Regions from separate parts of the Homo sapiens genome. Here region 2 is linked to region 1. A link is a contact called in ENCODE Hi-C data. All regions are on one chromosome and are shown on one strand. Each heading gives the region's core, a stretch centred on a gene start or an enhancer-like site at or near the end of the contact. The rest is flanking DNA. Distances are from core to core; before and after follow the strand shown.

Region 1 (7,709 bases), core at 2,424-4,923:
ACTAATCTCAGCTACTCTGGAGGCTGAGGCATGAGAATCGCTTGAACCCAGGAGGTGGAGGTTGCAGTGAGCCGAAATTGCGCCACTGCATTCCAGCCTGGGCAACAGACTGAGACTGCATCTCAAAAATACAAACAAAAACAAAGGTAGTGGCAATTGGGGATGAAAAAGAAGGGACACTGTTGGAGACATTTAGACTATAGAATCTATAAGACTTGGTGACCAGTTGAATATAAGGAGAGGGAGGGAGCATAACACCCAGGATTCTGCGCTGGGAGGCCAGAGCTGTCTAGAGCTAGTGTTAAGTGAACAGGGCTATGGAAGAGGAGGGACAAATATGAGAGTGAGAGGAAGACAAGTGAGTTTAGTGTGACTTCATAGAAATTCCAGCAATGCCTCTACTTCCTCTAGAACAATGTCCAGACTCCATGGCTGCAATTTGGATTTAGTATTTTGGTTTTTTTTTCCCTTAAGAGACAGAGTCTTACTCTGTCACCGCGGCTGGAGTGCAGTGGCACTATCATAGCTCACCTCAGCCTTGAACTTCTGGGCTCAAGGGATCCTACCACCTCCACCTCCCAAGTAGCTAGGACTAGAGGTGCGTGCCACCACACCCGGCAAATTTATTCCTTTTTTTTTTTTTAAAGATGGGGTCTCACTATGTTGCTCAAGCTGGTCTTCCCTGATCTCAAGTGATCCTCCCACCTTGGCTCCCAGAGTGCTGAGATTACAGGCGTGAGCCACCACGCCCAGGCAGTGGCTGCACTGAAAGCCCTTCAAAGTGTGCCTCCCTCCTAACTCCAGCTTTGTCGCACCCCACCCCCTCCCCCTTCTCAGTCCAAACTCCCATGCCCGGCACAACTTACACCCTCCCTCTCAGACACCACACCTATGCTCAAGCTTGCTCTTTTTTGGAATGCTCTTCTATCAGCCTGTAAAAAACCTGCCAACTCTAAAAGCAAAGATTTCTGAAATCCAATGCAAAAAACACTAACCATAATAAAAAGCACGGAACTATTGCACTGTGTTAAAATTAAGAATTTCTGCTTGTCAGATGCAGTGGAGTACACCTATAGTCTTACTATAGCTACTTGCGAGGCAGAGGCAGGAGGATCACTTGATCCCAGGAGTTCGAGGTTGCAGTGGGCAATGCTGGTGCCTGTGAATAGCCACTGCATTCCAGCCTGGGCAACACAGCAGAGACCCCATCCCTCAAAAATATAATTTGTTTCAAAAGACACCAGTAAGAGAGTGAAAAGACAAGCCATGCCTTGGAAAAGATATCTGCAAAGCATATATCAAAGAACTCCATATCCAGACTGTAAAGAACTACAAATCAATAAGAAGACAGCCCAATTTTTAAAAGTTGGGAAAAGAACAGGCACTTCACGAAAGAGGACGTTCAACTAGCCAACAAGCACATTGAAAGGTGCTCAACATCAGGAAAAATGCAAATAAATACCTTAATGAGATACCACATTCAGCCAGAACGGCTACAATTAAGAAGACTGACAACAAAACTCTTGTGTTGACAAGGATAAGAGGCACCTAGAACTCTCTCATATTGCTGGCAAAGGCGTAAATTGGTACAATCATTTTGAAAAACTGGCAATGTCTACTATCACTGATCATGTGCATACCCTCCCTACACACTAGCAATTCCTCTCCTAGAAATGTGTGCAAGTGTCTACAAAAAGAAACATGTAAGAATGCTCACTACGGCTTTGCTAATAATAGTCCAAAAAATAACAACCCAAATGCCCGCCAACAGTGGAAAAGATAAATTGTGGTATAAACATACAACAGAATACTATTCAGCAATTAAAAGGCTACACACAACATGGATGAATTTCACAAAAATACTGATAAAGTAAAAAAGCCAGACACATACTGTACATACTGTATTATTATATTTAACTGGAATTCAAGAACAGAGAAAACTGATCTATGGTGATACAGTCAGAAGAGTGATTATCTCAATATGTAAGGATGTAATACTGATTGGGAGGGAGCACTAAGTGTGCTAGAAATGTTCTATATCTTGATTTGGGTAGTGGCGACAGGGGTGTATACCTATGTGAAAATTGTTCCCATACTGTATGTTACACCTCATTAACAAAAAAAAAACTTTTTTAACATGGAAAAAAAATTCAAGTTCAAATGCCACCTTGTCCATTAAAGTTTTGCCAGCTGCAATGAACCTTTTCATCAGGGCCTCCTTAGCATTCTGATGTCATTTCTTTATGCCATTTTATCACACTCCATCTTGAATCTCAGTGGAGTCTCCTTATTTCCCTAAATATATGTTCATCTTCCTGGTGGCAGTGACCATGTCCTTCACCTTTTACCCACTCAGTGCCTGACAAATAACAGGCTGAAAAGATATTTGTTGAATTACATGGAAGAAAAAATTGGGTGAGTTCCCAGATGGGTGAAAGTGGGGACAGGCAGAGGAAGGAAGGCCAAGAGAAGGACAGAGGAGGTTTCCAAGGAAACCGTGGCTCACACTGTAATTTTACCTACTTCCTGAAATCACATTAAATGTCACCTTGAGTGGCAAAAAACAAAACACCAAATCCTACCTAGGCTGAAAATAAATAAATATCACACTCCCTCACTCGCAAGAAATCCACCAAATAAATGCTACCTAATTCTGGGTGTTTCAACAGTGGATAGGAAAACCGTTCAAGGAGAATAATTCACATTGCCATGCTGCTAAAAATATCACCTCCTTAGTGTGGTGCAAAGAGTCCAGACTGCAAGTCAGCCGACTTAGGGCTGAATTCTAACTCTGCCCGAACTTGCTGTGATCTGTGGCCAATCCCTTCGCCTCTCTGGGCCTCAATTTCCTCATACGTAACAACAGGGGATAGATTAGCAAAGTCCCTTTATGTTTTGATATTCTGAGTATACAATCCATAGCTCTCCCGGTGCAAACCAGGAATACAGCAAAAAACCCTGAAATACATGTAAAAGGCGCCTCAGACCAACAAACAAGCACGATTTGAAGAAGTCATTTTGTTCTCTTTCACGGTTTAATCAGTGTTTTTGTTTGTTGTTTGCAGCCTTACCATGATTTGCAGATGTCTGAGTTCCATGTAAACAGAAGTTAACTCTCTGCGGGCTGTCATCTTCTTTTGAGGGTGAGAAGGGTCTTCCCGTTGGGTTTCAAGTCTCGGGATTCCGAAACGACCAACTCAGCGGGCGGGTTTGTGAATTTGCGCACACTGCGCGGCACACTGGAGTCTAAGTTACAGAGGAACCGAGTGCAGGGGATGCTGGGATTTGTAGTCCCCGGGCCTCTTTGTGGTGCGCTGGGATCTGTGGTCCCCCGAGTGCGCCGCTGGAATGCTGGGAAATGTAGTCTCTGTCGCGTCGCACAGTGCAACTCAGCTGCCGTCTCAGACGGCTAGTGTGCTCAGTGGCTGGAGCAGGTCCCTAAAGCCTCTGCAGATCCGAAGCCAACCCTCCGCTGGGACAAACTCTAGGCAACAACACCAGATGAATATTGTGTCCTATGGGACTTCCCGGGGAGGGCCCTTCCCATTGACGTTAACAGTCCCCCTGCGAAGCCGCTGCGCGCTCCTACTGGCTGGTTGAGATGCCAATCGCCAAGGCTGGCTTTCCATTGGTTCCAGGAGGGCACTGCGAGGCTAGGGGGAAGGAGAAGGGATCAGAAGCGGGAGCTGAGGGGAGAGAGAGGCCGGTCCTGGTCTGGCCGCTGCGGCTGCTAGCCCGAGGTCTCCAAGCCGGGCTGCGGCTCCATCCTCGGCTCCTGGGCACCGTCTGCGAGGCTCCGCCGACCAGAGTGAGAAAGCCGCGGGCGGCGACCGCCGCATCATGTCAGCCAAGGACGAGCGGGCCAGGGAGATCCTGAGGGGCTTCAAACTGTATCCGTCCGGGAGCGGGGCGGGGCCGGGAGGACTTGGGAGGCGGCCGCTCACTGAGGAGACTGGCCGGGGGCGGGGGCCGCGCCAGGTGGGCCCCACAGAAGAAGGGCCGCGGGAGGGGAGAGGAAAGGAACAGCGTGCCGAGCACCCGGCGGGACCCGGCGCGAGAGGCGCCCCAAGGGGCGTCCTGAGGGAGGAAGGGGACGTTGACGGGAGCGCCGGGGGGTGGCGGGTGGAGACGGGGGAGCCTGGGGGACGGGGCTGCGAGAGGTGCCGGGCGTCGGAAACGCTGTCGGAGAAGCCGGCTGGGTTCCGATCCCCGGCCGGGACCCAGAGGCCGGGATGGGGCTGCGGCCCGCGGAGAAGGGCTGAGGGGGCGCGGTGGGCTGATCTCGAAGCCTAGAAGCCTCTTTGGCTATAAGCCTACCCGGGGAGCGGGGAACAGTGACTTGGAGCGGGCGACCTTGTGTGGGACAAATACCAGTGCTTTTAAAACTCTCTCAGGTCCCCCACCGCACCGCACCGCACCCCACCCCCGTCTGGTTTCCACAACTTCTCTTCCAAACTTGTGGCTTCTTCCAGGACTGGAGTAGTTGGGGGAGGTGGGGAAAGAGAAGTCCAAGATCGACCTCGTCTTAACACTCTTGGCCTTCTCAGGCATTGGTCACTGCTTCCCCCTCAGCGCCTCAGTTTTCTTTCCAGCAAGATGAGGACCATAGGCTTAGGTGTGGGGTGCCTCGCGCTGGGACTCCTAGCCGAGGTGTCTTTGCTCGCTCCTGTCGGTGCGGTTATGCCTAGCTGTGGTGGAGCTGTCCAGCAATGGTGTGATGTCGCTGGGGCCACGGTAGGATAGAGTGGGGTAGAGAAATCATTGCCTCGGGCCTGTTGTGGTGCCCCTTTTGCATCCTCTCCGTAAGGAAGCTTTGTGTTTTCGTGGAGTGTGTTAGTCTGTCACCATATGATGCAGATGAAAAAATGCAAACTTGGATATTCAAATTTTCCATTCTCCTGCCAACTTTAATCTCTTCATGCATCCTATCTGTAATCTATAGTACGAACGTTCTTAAATTGCTCCCTCAGTGAAAAGGTAGTCACCACTTCAGGGCTCCTCCCTTGGAGGTTTAGTAAAGCACTGTTTTCTTGGTATTCTGTTGCGTTTTCACAATGTCCATGTCACGCTTGCAAATTTAATTGCTTTGCTATAATCAGAAACCAAGTTGGTAATACATTTTAGACCACAGTGCAAAAAGGAAGTTTTGGATGTACAAGTGAGATTTTTCGAATGGAAATTGATCTATGCTTTTTAAAAAAACTAAAGGCTGTATCACCTTTGCATACTACCATCTGTGATAAACTTTCAGTACTTTCATGTTTTGGTTTAGTAGCAGCCTCTTTTATAGCTCCATGTGCCTTTCTGTGTTTCTCTCCATAATGGATCAAATAGGTATATAGGGATGACTGAAGTGCTGGAAAAGCTATGACATGGATTTTATTTTTCCCTCAAATAATTTATACTATTAACATCTAACAATGTAATAATATTGCTACTTAACATGCTTTGTAGACAGTAAACCGGAAACTGGAGAATTGAGAGATTTCAGAAGCAACGTTTTCATCTGATTGGAAATACCGTATTGCTGAAAAGAAGAAAGGCCTTTTTAATGGCTTTTGAACAAAGCAGAAAAGTTTGAGCTTCTCACCTTCAGTCTTAGCTCTTGAACCTGTTGAGAAAGAGGATAAGAGACAAATACGGAAAAGAGTTTCAGAAAGCAGAATCTGTGTCAGCCCACTGGAAGGAAAAGCGAATCAACCGATTCAGTGATGTTAGTGCATCCAGAAACAGGCTTTTGGGAAAAGCTTGACCTGAGCTGATTAAATCCTGAAGCACAAGGGAAGCAGCCACATCAAAAAGTTAGCATGAGAGCAGTGGCGTGCTCATCCTCTGGTAGCCTTTACTGGGCATTTGTGGAGTAAGAGAGAAAAGAAAAGCAGGAATGTTAAGATATGCTACTACCTTCAGGAAAAAGTAAAATTAATGTTTTAGTAAGAAACTGACTATTGTCCACCTTTTATTGGGTAAATAGATTTTCTGAACTTTCTTTCAGAGTATCTGTTTCTGTAAGAATAGTTTATCACTGCAAAAAGAGCACCATTATGTTCTCCCACCAGCAGTGTTGATAGTACTCAGTTTTCCACGTTGACTAGGTCAGTCTTTTTTATTTGCCAGTTTGGATAACAAATGATACATTGTTTTAATTGGTATTCTTCTGGATCCCTAGATCCATGAAAAGGTAATGTAGCATAGTGGTTAAGAGCTATACTGGACTATGTCTCTATACTGCCTGCATTGGAATTCCAGCCCTGCGCTCCTAGTTGTGTGTCCCTGAGCAACTGCTTTAACCTCACCTCAATTTTCTTATCTGTAAGATGGGGAAAATAATAGTACCTATCTCATGGGGCTGTAAGAGTAAATGAGTTGATATCTAAAGCATTTAGAAAAGCACCTGATCCACAGTGAGCATTATGCTTTAGCCAGTGTTATTCTTGTTATTATTAGAGAAGTTGCACATCTCTTCTATTTGGCCATTTCTTTTTCTTCTGTAAATTGTTTGTTAATTTTGTTTTTGCCCATTTTACTATTGTTTATTTTTCTTATTTGTAGATGTTCTTTACATATTGTAATATCAATCCTTTGCCTATTATGTATTTTGCAAATATTTTCTTTCAATGTATTGTCTCCTTTTTTGTTGAACAGAATTTTTAAATTGTCATTTCAAATTTATTTTATTTCATTTGTTTGAGACGGAGTCTTGGTCTGTTGCCCAAGTTGGAATGCAGTGGCGCAATCTTGGCTCACTGCAACCTCCGCCTCCCAGGTTCAAGCAATTCTCCTGCCTCAGCCTCCTGAGTAGCTGGGATTACAGGTGCATGCCACCATGCCCAGCTAATTTTTGTATTTTTAATAGAGATGGGGTTTCACCATGTTGGCCAAGCTGTTCTCAAACACCTGACCTCATGATCTGCCTGCCTCTGCCTCCCAAAGTGCTGGGATTACAGGCATGAGCCACCGTGCCTGGCCTCAAATTTATTAATATTTGCCATCTGGCTTTTGCATTTTGTATCTTGTTTAAAAAGATCTTTCTTATCCCAAGATTAACTAAATATCCTATCTTTTCTTCTCTTTTCAATGTTTAGCTCTTTAATCCACCTGGAACGTATTTACACATTTGGTATGTGGTAGACATCTAAGTACTTCTGCTGTTTGGATAGCCAATAGTTCCAGTACTATTTACTAAGTAGTTAGTCCATCTTTTCCTCACTGTTTTGAAATGCCATCCTTGTCATATACTAAATTTTCATAAGACATAGGTTTTTTTTTGGATTATTTCTGTTTCATTGATCTATTTGTCTCTTCTTGTACCTATACACATTTGATTGAATTATTATAGCTTTATAATATGATTTAGTATAGTTTACAATAGAATGGTCTGTGACTAACATAATATGTGTGTTTAAGGTCCCTACAAATATGTGCCCCTTTTGTTCACATGGAAGCTTGCCCATATGCCCATAGTAGATAGAAACATGAGGACTTGGCTGGGCATGGTGACTCACACCTGTAATCCCAGCACTTTGGGAGGCCTAGGTGGGAGGATTGCTCAAGGCCAGGAGTTCAAGACCAACCTGGCCAACATAGCGAGACCCCCAACTCTAAAAAAAAAAAATTTAAAGATACTGCATAAAAGTGAATACTGTATGCATAAATTAGGCATGGTCTGAGTGAATTCAGTAGAAGCTTTGTATTTGCCATCAGTTGTT
Region 2 (7,709 bases), core at 3,801-6,300, 1.5 Mb before region 1:
ACTGTCTCAAAAAAGAAAAAAAAAAAAAAGAAAAAGAAAAATTATAAGTCGAACCACTGCAAGTTGGGGACCATTTGTATGTTGAAAAAAACACCAACCTAAAAAGGATCAAATAGACCCATACTGCAGGAAAGCAATTTTTACGTATGTGCCAATCAATCCTACATTAACAGGATCTACACAAACCCGCTCAGAAATACTTGTCTGTGATTATTTAAAAACAAAGAAACAAAAAAACATGAATCCTGGCAGGTTAGATGAGAAACTGACCTAGGGTTACCACGTGAACCTGCCTTAAGAAATTTCTCAAGCTCAGAGCACTGTACTGATAATAACCTTTCTAGGTATGACATACCTTCTAAAAAACAATTGTAATTACATGGTTTTAGTTCTTATTTGAAAGGAGCTGACAAAAACTGGAACACAGAAATAGTACTTGATTTGCTTTTAAATTAGAGAAGTGACAACTGAACTGAGATAAATTTCCTTAGAGGAGACATAAATAATACAAGTTAGTTTCAAAATACCTTATCTCGTGCCTGTTTGGTACGTCATGCTTTTCAGCCTGTAGTTTCTGGGCCAACACTGAATGAAGATCTGACTTTTCCAGCAATTTGTTATCTATTAAAATAAAAAAGTCAGAAACTAAGTTATTTATTACAACGTATGTACACTTGCTAGGTACCTACCTTGTCATGTATTGAAGGATGCAATACAGGAACATACATTCCTCAGCCACAGTAACCTACAGAATCACCTGCAAGAATGTCTTCCCTATTAAAGGGAGCTGAAAATGCTTTCTACCCCAGAAGTTATTTGTTTCTACCTTGGGAGGAAAAAAGAAAAACACACTAAACACAATGGCAAAGTGAAATGCTATGTACCTTTAAGTAAGACAGGAGAACTTTACCATAAGTTGACATATCTAATTACTTTTTAGGTCAGGGAACTAGAAATACAAATGACAGTCTCCAACATGGAGTTAACATTTAATTCAGTCAAGTATAAAAAGGTACAGAGAATACACTCTGTACTCATTTTTATGAATGGTGTCACAGGAGGTGATATATGAGTTAAGTCTTAAAAGAAGATGATGGGCCATGCAGAAGGAATAACAGAGTCTTTTGGTAAGTGGCTGGAAATAAAGGTTGGAGCCAACACAGGAAAAAGCAGGATCAGAAATTTAGACTTCTTACTGGCAATGATTAAATAAAAGATTATAAAAGCAGGCCGTTACGCTAACAGATCTGTATTGGTAAAAAGTCAAGGATTATTCTGAGGCTCCTCGCTCAAGCAACTGGGCGGAGGATGCTAACGTGTGAGAGAACACAAGAGGGGAGAGCTTAGAGAGGAAATGAGTTCTCTTTCCAAACATAATAAATTTGACAGGAGACAGAGTACAGAAATTCAAAACACAAGATTAGAAAGAACACGTAGTTAAGTGTAATAGGCACACAGGCCTATTACTGTGGCTCACGCCTGTAATCGCAGCACTTTGGAAGGCCAAGGAAGGCAAACTACCTGAGGTCAGGAGTTCGAGAACAGCCTGGCCAACACGGCGAAACTACTAAAAATACAAAAATTAGCCAGGCACGGTGGCACTTGCCCACAGTCCCAGCTACTAGGGAGACTGAGGCACAAGAATCGCTTGAACTCGGGAGGCAGAGGTTGCAGTGAGCTGAGATCGCGCCACTGCACTCCAGCCTGGGCGACAGAGTGAGACTGTCTCTAAATAAATAAATAAATAAATAAACAAATGAAATGAAATAAAAAATAAGAGTAATAGGTACACAGGCACCAGTAAGATCAGATGTGGGTACCTGTTCTGCAGGTACCAAGCAGAACAAGACAGGGTTTATGCTAGTGACTATTCCTGTTAAAAGAGCTTGTTTCTCCTTTTAAAGAGTTTTGAGTCCCACTTTTTGATACCTGAAAAGAGAACTCCTGGGTAGAAACACTCTCATCTATTGGTCAAACGAATTAGCCAAACTGGACATTGGTTTCAACCTGGGAAATTATGGTTTAAAATCCACCAGTGTCAAAGGGCTCTAGTAAGACCTTCAGATGTTAAACCAAAGCTTAGTGCCCTGTGATAATTTTAGGTTCTTTCAAAAAACACAGGCGTTCAAAAGGAGTCCTTCCCAAAGGTTCCTCCCTGAAGAGAAGGCTGGAGATGGAGGGAAGCCTTTCCCTCCCCCTACGGCTTCTTTCCACCTTTCTCTTCAGACTCAAAGGCACGGACTGAACAGAGAATAGACTCCAGGCTGATGGAGGGTCAGAGCTTGACTGGCCTGGGAAGGCTGGAATGAGTGGAATGAAGGTGTTTCACAAACTATAATAGAAATGATCTCCCTAAATGTCAATCCCTCTGCCTAAACAGAAGATCTTAACATGCAAAGCCTGTCTCACTCTCCTGCCTCTTGTTAGCTTCTCATCCCGGTCTCCTGTCCTGGTCCCTCAGGCAGGTATTACTCGCTACTCTAGCACCCTTTAAAGCTATCTGCTCTCCACAAGTGACCTCTTATTCTGACTGTTCTACATGCTCCTGCCCCATCAAGATGCCATTTTCAAAGTGCAGGAAAACATTCCATTTGTGTCAAAGAGATAACGCTTTACAATTACAAGCTATTATACAGATGGCTTTGAAAGCACTTATATGCACAGCACTGTTTTTATGAAGTGGGCAGGGCAAGCTTCATCCCCATTTTATAGATGAGGCAAAACAGACTCAGAAAGTAAGTGAAAATGTTCAGTGAGGGGTGAGTCAAGCCTCCCACCCAATTTGACTTTCAAAGGATATTAGCTTTTAAAGCATAAGCACCTAATAAGCACCTAATGAACTGATTTATGTCATCTGTCAGGGAATCATGTTTTGAGGAAGAGGGACTTCTTGTGCTTCTGGCTTTCTGAAACAGCACTGTTCTTCAGGGCCTCCTAGAACAGCAAAGCATCCTCTTTCTTCTTAGTTTTGTTAAAACAATGGGTGCAGTGAAAGCAAAGAACCATTTGCTGGGGGAGCCAGTGAGAAAAGCAAATGCAAAAGTTAGTCATCAAGCCTAAGTTCAAATTCCAGTCCCGGCTGGTCACTGTGGCTCATGCCTGTAATCCTAGCACTTTGGGTGGCTGAGGCAGGTACATCACCTGAGGTCAGAAGTTCAAGATCCGCCTGGCCAACATGGTGAAACCCTGTCTCTACTAAAAATACAAAAATTAGCTGGGCGTGGCGGTGCTTGCCTATAGTTCCAGCTACTAGGGAGGCTGAGGCAGGAGGATCTCTTGAACCTGGGAGGTGGAGGTTGCAGTGAGCTGAGATCACGCCACTTGCACTCCAGCCTAGGTGACAGAGCAAGACTCTGTCTCCAAAAAAAAAAAAAAAAAAAAACAAAAAAACCCAGTCTCACCATTAACCTGCTGTGCAACCTCAGAAGTTACCTAATCTCTCTTGGCCTCAGTTCCATGTGTGAAAATGGCAATAACAGTTCCTGCTTCATACACAGAATTTTGGGAAAGATAAAATAACACATGCAAATACTTACCACAGTACTAAAATTTGTCTGCACAGTAGTCATTTGGGAAGCATCAAAAAACACTGATAACTTGGCATGCAGTTCTAGGCTTAATCTCACACAAACACAAACACACACACACTGATACTTGTGTACTGTGATACTTGTGATTTAGTTGGTCTGGGGTGTGGCTTGGGATTTGTAATTTTTTAAAGATCCATAGGTGATTCTAATGTGGAGCTAAGTTTGAGAACTACTGATTTTGCACAATCAGAATGCAATATAAGGTAGCAATTATTATTCTGAATATCATCAACAGCATAACTTGAGAAAGTCGTCAGGTTTACTTTCAGACGCAGATGGAACCACCTTAGGACCATTATAATTTAGGTAAAGGTACAAACATTTTTGTACCCTTAAGCTGCAAGCAGTAAGGGGAAAGAAAACCACCTCTTTCATACTGAAGATTTCAGTAACAGTAAAGGTTCTGTCCCGCCTAAAAGATATTACGATATTAACACCAAGGTGGGGCCGGGCTCGGTGGCTCACGCCTATAATCCCAGCACTTTGGGAGGCCGAGGTGGGAAGATCGTTTGAGCGCAGGAGTTGGAGACCAGCCTGGGAAACACAGTGAGACCTCGTTCCAAAAAATTTTTTTTTAAAAAAATTAGCCGACCGTGGTGAAGCGCGTCTGTAATCCCAGCTACTCGGGAGGCTTAGGTGGGAGGATCACTTGATCCTGGGAGTTTGAGACTGCAGTGAGCCGTGATCTCCGCCACTGCACTCCAGGCTCGGCGACACAGCAAGACCCTGATCCCCTATCCCGTTTCCCCGCAAAAAAAACCACCAAGGTGGAGTAAGGGAAGTAAGTTTGAGGAATCAAAGGCCACCCGTTCCAGTGCATTGAGAAGGCAATGTTAATTCTGCGACTGAAAGTCAACGACCGTTTCATTAACATGACCCCATAGATGGGATGTTTCTGGGACCTATTTAAGTGCATAAGCATTGTATGAGCTACTGGGATTTACAAATACAAACACGAACTGTGCCTCCCCACAAAGATCGTACAATTTAATAGGGAAAATCCTCCAAAGATAAAACGCAGGTTAGAAAAAACATTTAAAAGGCGTGCGGCGTCCCAAGCGCGGGTTACCCGGGGCGGCCGCCATGCGTGCGGGCGGCGCCAGGGACTCGGCCTCAGGTTCCCGCTGACGCCCCGCATGCCTCCGCGGGGCCCGCCCGCCCCACTCCCAGCCCGCACCGGCGCCGCTCACACTGCAGGATGATCTCCTCGAACGCCTGTCTCTGCAGCCGGTCCCGGCGCCTCAGTTGCTCCGAGATGTGGCGCTTCCAGCGGGGGAAGTCAGCGGCGCGGAGGCCCGACGACATGTCACTTGCTGCCCCGGCACCTCAGCGCCACCAATGCGAGCGAGGGCTGACGGCCGCAGCCTGCAGCATGAAGCAACCAGCAGAAGCGGGAATGCCGGCAATCCCGGAGCTCACCTCCACACACTGGCAGTCCCCGAGGCCATCCGGGACGGTCTTCCGGCTCATGCCGGAAATGATTTTCGAGAGGGCCGGAAGACCCGCCCCCTCACCCGAAGCACGGGCTCAGGAGCCGGTGCCTACGCAGGGCGCTCGCTAGTGACGCCAGCCTGTAGCCGGAAGCGTCAGCTGCAGAGAGGTGGCCGCTTGGGGGCGTCCGGGCCCTGCGCAAGGCCCAGCGCCGGGCGGGAAGGAGGCAGGAAAGGGGCCGTTTCCGCCTGACTGCTTACTTTTCTTTTGCTGCTTTTCAACCCTTTTCGTGTTTTTTTTCTTGGCCTGTCTCCCCCCACTTTTATTTTTAATCGCAGTTTAGGAACAAATGGGGTTCCCTCCATAGTAGCTCTGTGGCTGTGGATGAGTGACAGCCTACCTAAGCCTCAGTTGTCTCATCTGTAAATGGGGACAGTAATGATACCTACCTCAGAAGGTTGTCACGAATAGTAAAAAGAAAAACCCATGTAATGCAGTCAGCACTGTGCTTGGTACAGGGGAAACCTAAGTTTACAAAGACACCTGGTGTCTTCCCAAGGCCTACCCTGACAGCAGGAGCATTGCCATCTTGGACAACTGCCACCATTTTAAGTTCCCCTTGATTAAGAAACTGCCTAAATCCAACCCAAAAACATCAGCCTAATGGCTAATGTCAGCATAACCAGAAACATTCCAACCCTAAGATAAACCCACTTCCAACCAGAAACATGCCAACCCAGAGATAGCCTCCCCTCCGGCCAGAGACTTTCCAACCCTGCAATAAACTTTCCCTCATACAGAAACATTACGAACCTGCAATAAGCTCACCGCTTCGTAAACCCTTAAACACCCTTAGTGTGTAAGAGAAAACGCTCCTGACCAAAATCGACAAGAAGCCCCTCTCAGGTTTATTCTCCAAAATAAACCTGTCTTTGATTGTTAAGCTGCTTTTCGTGTTTCTTTCTTGTTTCTTAACTCTTACATACCTGAAGTCAGGGTGCGTTGGGAAGAGTGTCCCACTGAACTTGGAAACAGGTTTTGTGGTTTGTTTGGGGTTTTTGTTTTTGTTTGCAATGGAGAAGAGAACTGGAAACGGGAGCTAAGAAAGATGTGAATTGTGTATCAGAGTTTGTCTTCATTGTTAGAATCCTAGAAATTGTGGCCTGACAATAAATGGAGCCTTAGAAGGTAATCTGAGGCTGTAGATGTTGAAAGGGGGAGATGAAGACACACTGGCTCCTGAGAAAGTTGTGTCTGTGAACAAGCTCAGTAGAATGGAAAACCCAGTTCTGTAATAGAGTTGCTGGAGCTCCATCTGCCTTTAACAATTAGTGAATTTACTGCATGAAAATGGAGCCAGACAAAGTAGTTGGCCAAAAGAGGAAAGGAATATCAGAAACTACCTTCTCTTCCAGTGTGTCTCAAGTCCAGAGGAAGGTCCTTCAGAGACAGATAAGAAGAACTTAGGCTGAGGAGAGGAGGACAGTCAGGCTTCTAGCACTGTAGTTGAAGATGGTTCACTGGTAGTCAGTATTGAGTGGACCTGAAGTCGTTGGAAGGATCCAATGGGATCAGAAATAGAAGTGACTTCCTCACACGCTGAAGAAAATGAAAAAGTTCTGAAAGTGACCGAGAATGCCTTCAAATGCAGCAGTGGCACCACCCTTAAAAGACCATTACACCAAATCTTGACAGTTGAGCATGTTAATTTCCCACATTTATGATTAAAATATGTTTCCAAGGTTGGGCATGGTGGCTCACACCTGTAATCCCAACACTTTGGGAGGCCAAGGTGAGAGGATCACTTGAGCTCAGGAATTTGAGACCAACCAGCCTGGGCAACATGACACAACCTGTCTCTACAACAATACAAAAAATTAGTTGAGTGTGGTGGCGTGTGCCTGTAATCCTAGCTACTGGGATGGGGCTGAGGTGGGAGCATCGCTCGAGCCTAGGAGGTCAAGGCTGCAGTGAGCTGTGATAGCACCACTGTGTTCCAGCAGCCTGGTCAACAGAGCAAGACCCTGACTCTCTCTCTATATATATAAAAATATGTTTACAAATTTGCAGTTTGCCTAACCAGCAATTCCACTTGCAGGAATTTATGCCAAGAAATATTTGGACACATGTCCACATACAAAAATCTTTGTTGCAGAATTGTTTTTAGGTTGGTGTAAAAGTAATTGCGGTTTATAATAATGATGAGAAGTTGGAGAAAAAAATCTACATTTCCAACAATAAGAGATTGGTTAAATTACTGTACATTTATTGCTGGAAATTGTTGATAGTAACAGCAGTATATGTCATAATTTATGTAAAATGAGTATGTCCCTAGCTCATCATAGACAAATATTTGTTGAACACATGAAGAATAATTTCTAAAGAAAGAATATGAAGCTCTGCTAGTCCTGCCCTCCTCCTAACTCACCAGCTTTATCTAGCACACAACCACAGCCACGCTGAAGCCTCTTACTTCCTTCTGCTTACCGTGCTCCCTCTCGTTGCAGGGCCTTTGGATTTACTGTGTTGGGCACATCTTCCCTTCTGACTTCTCCAAATTAATTTCTGTGTGTTCGTTCTCATTTCAGTAGTCACTTCCTCGCAACAGTAGGATGAGAGACCTTCACAACCTGTTACAGATCTTATCTCCCTGTTACGCGTGTACCTCTCCTTTATAGCATTGATCCC

Evidence for each region. A loop is a pair of places that touch in the nucleus more often than their neighbours do. Pooled maps may share reads with other maps.
Region 2: a loop to region 1 is called in a map of CD4-positive, alpha-beta T cell, with 11 times the contacts of the local background. The contact joins the promoter of ATG16L1 here to the promoter of PDE6D in region 1. A Hi-C loop is called at or near these places in 5 of 168 maps with a recorded cell type or tissue (CD4-positive, alpha-beta T cell, CD8-positive, alpha-beta T cell, gastrocnemius medialis and 1 more), 2 of 37 single-sample maps with no recorded cell type and 19 of 50 pooled maps.

What each region holds. Positions count from the first base shown.
Region 1 is chr2:231,777,246-231,784,954 of GRCh38, reverse strand. It overlaps PDE6D (phosphodiesterase 6D), which reads left to right and starts at 3,673. Exons shown (of 5, transcript NM_002601.4): 1 at 3,673-3,890. The coding sequence starts at 3,841. It also overlaps a transcript of COPS7B not described here. RefSeq lists enhancers at 3,647-3,876, 4,427-4,506 and silencers at 4,087-4,136, 4,260-4,483.
Region 2 is chr2:233,249,014-233,256,722 of GRCh38, reverse strand. It overlaps ATG16L1 (autophagy related 16 like 1), which reads right to left and starts at 5,050. Exons shown (of 18, transcript NM_030803.7): 1 at 4,781-5,050; 2 at 528-621. The coding sequence starts at 4,895. RefSeq lists an enhancer at 4,763-5,462.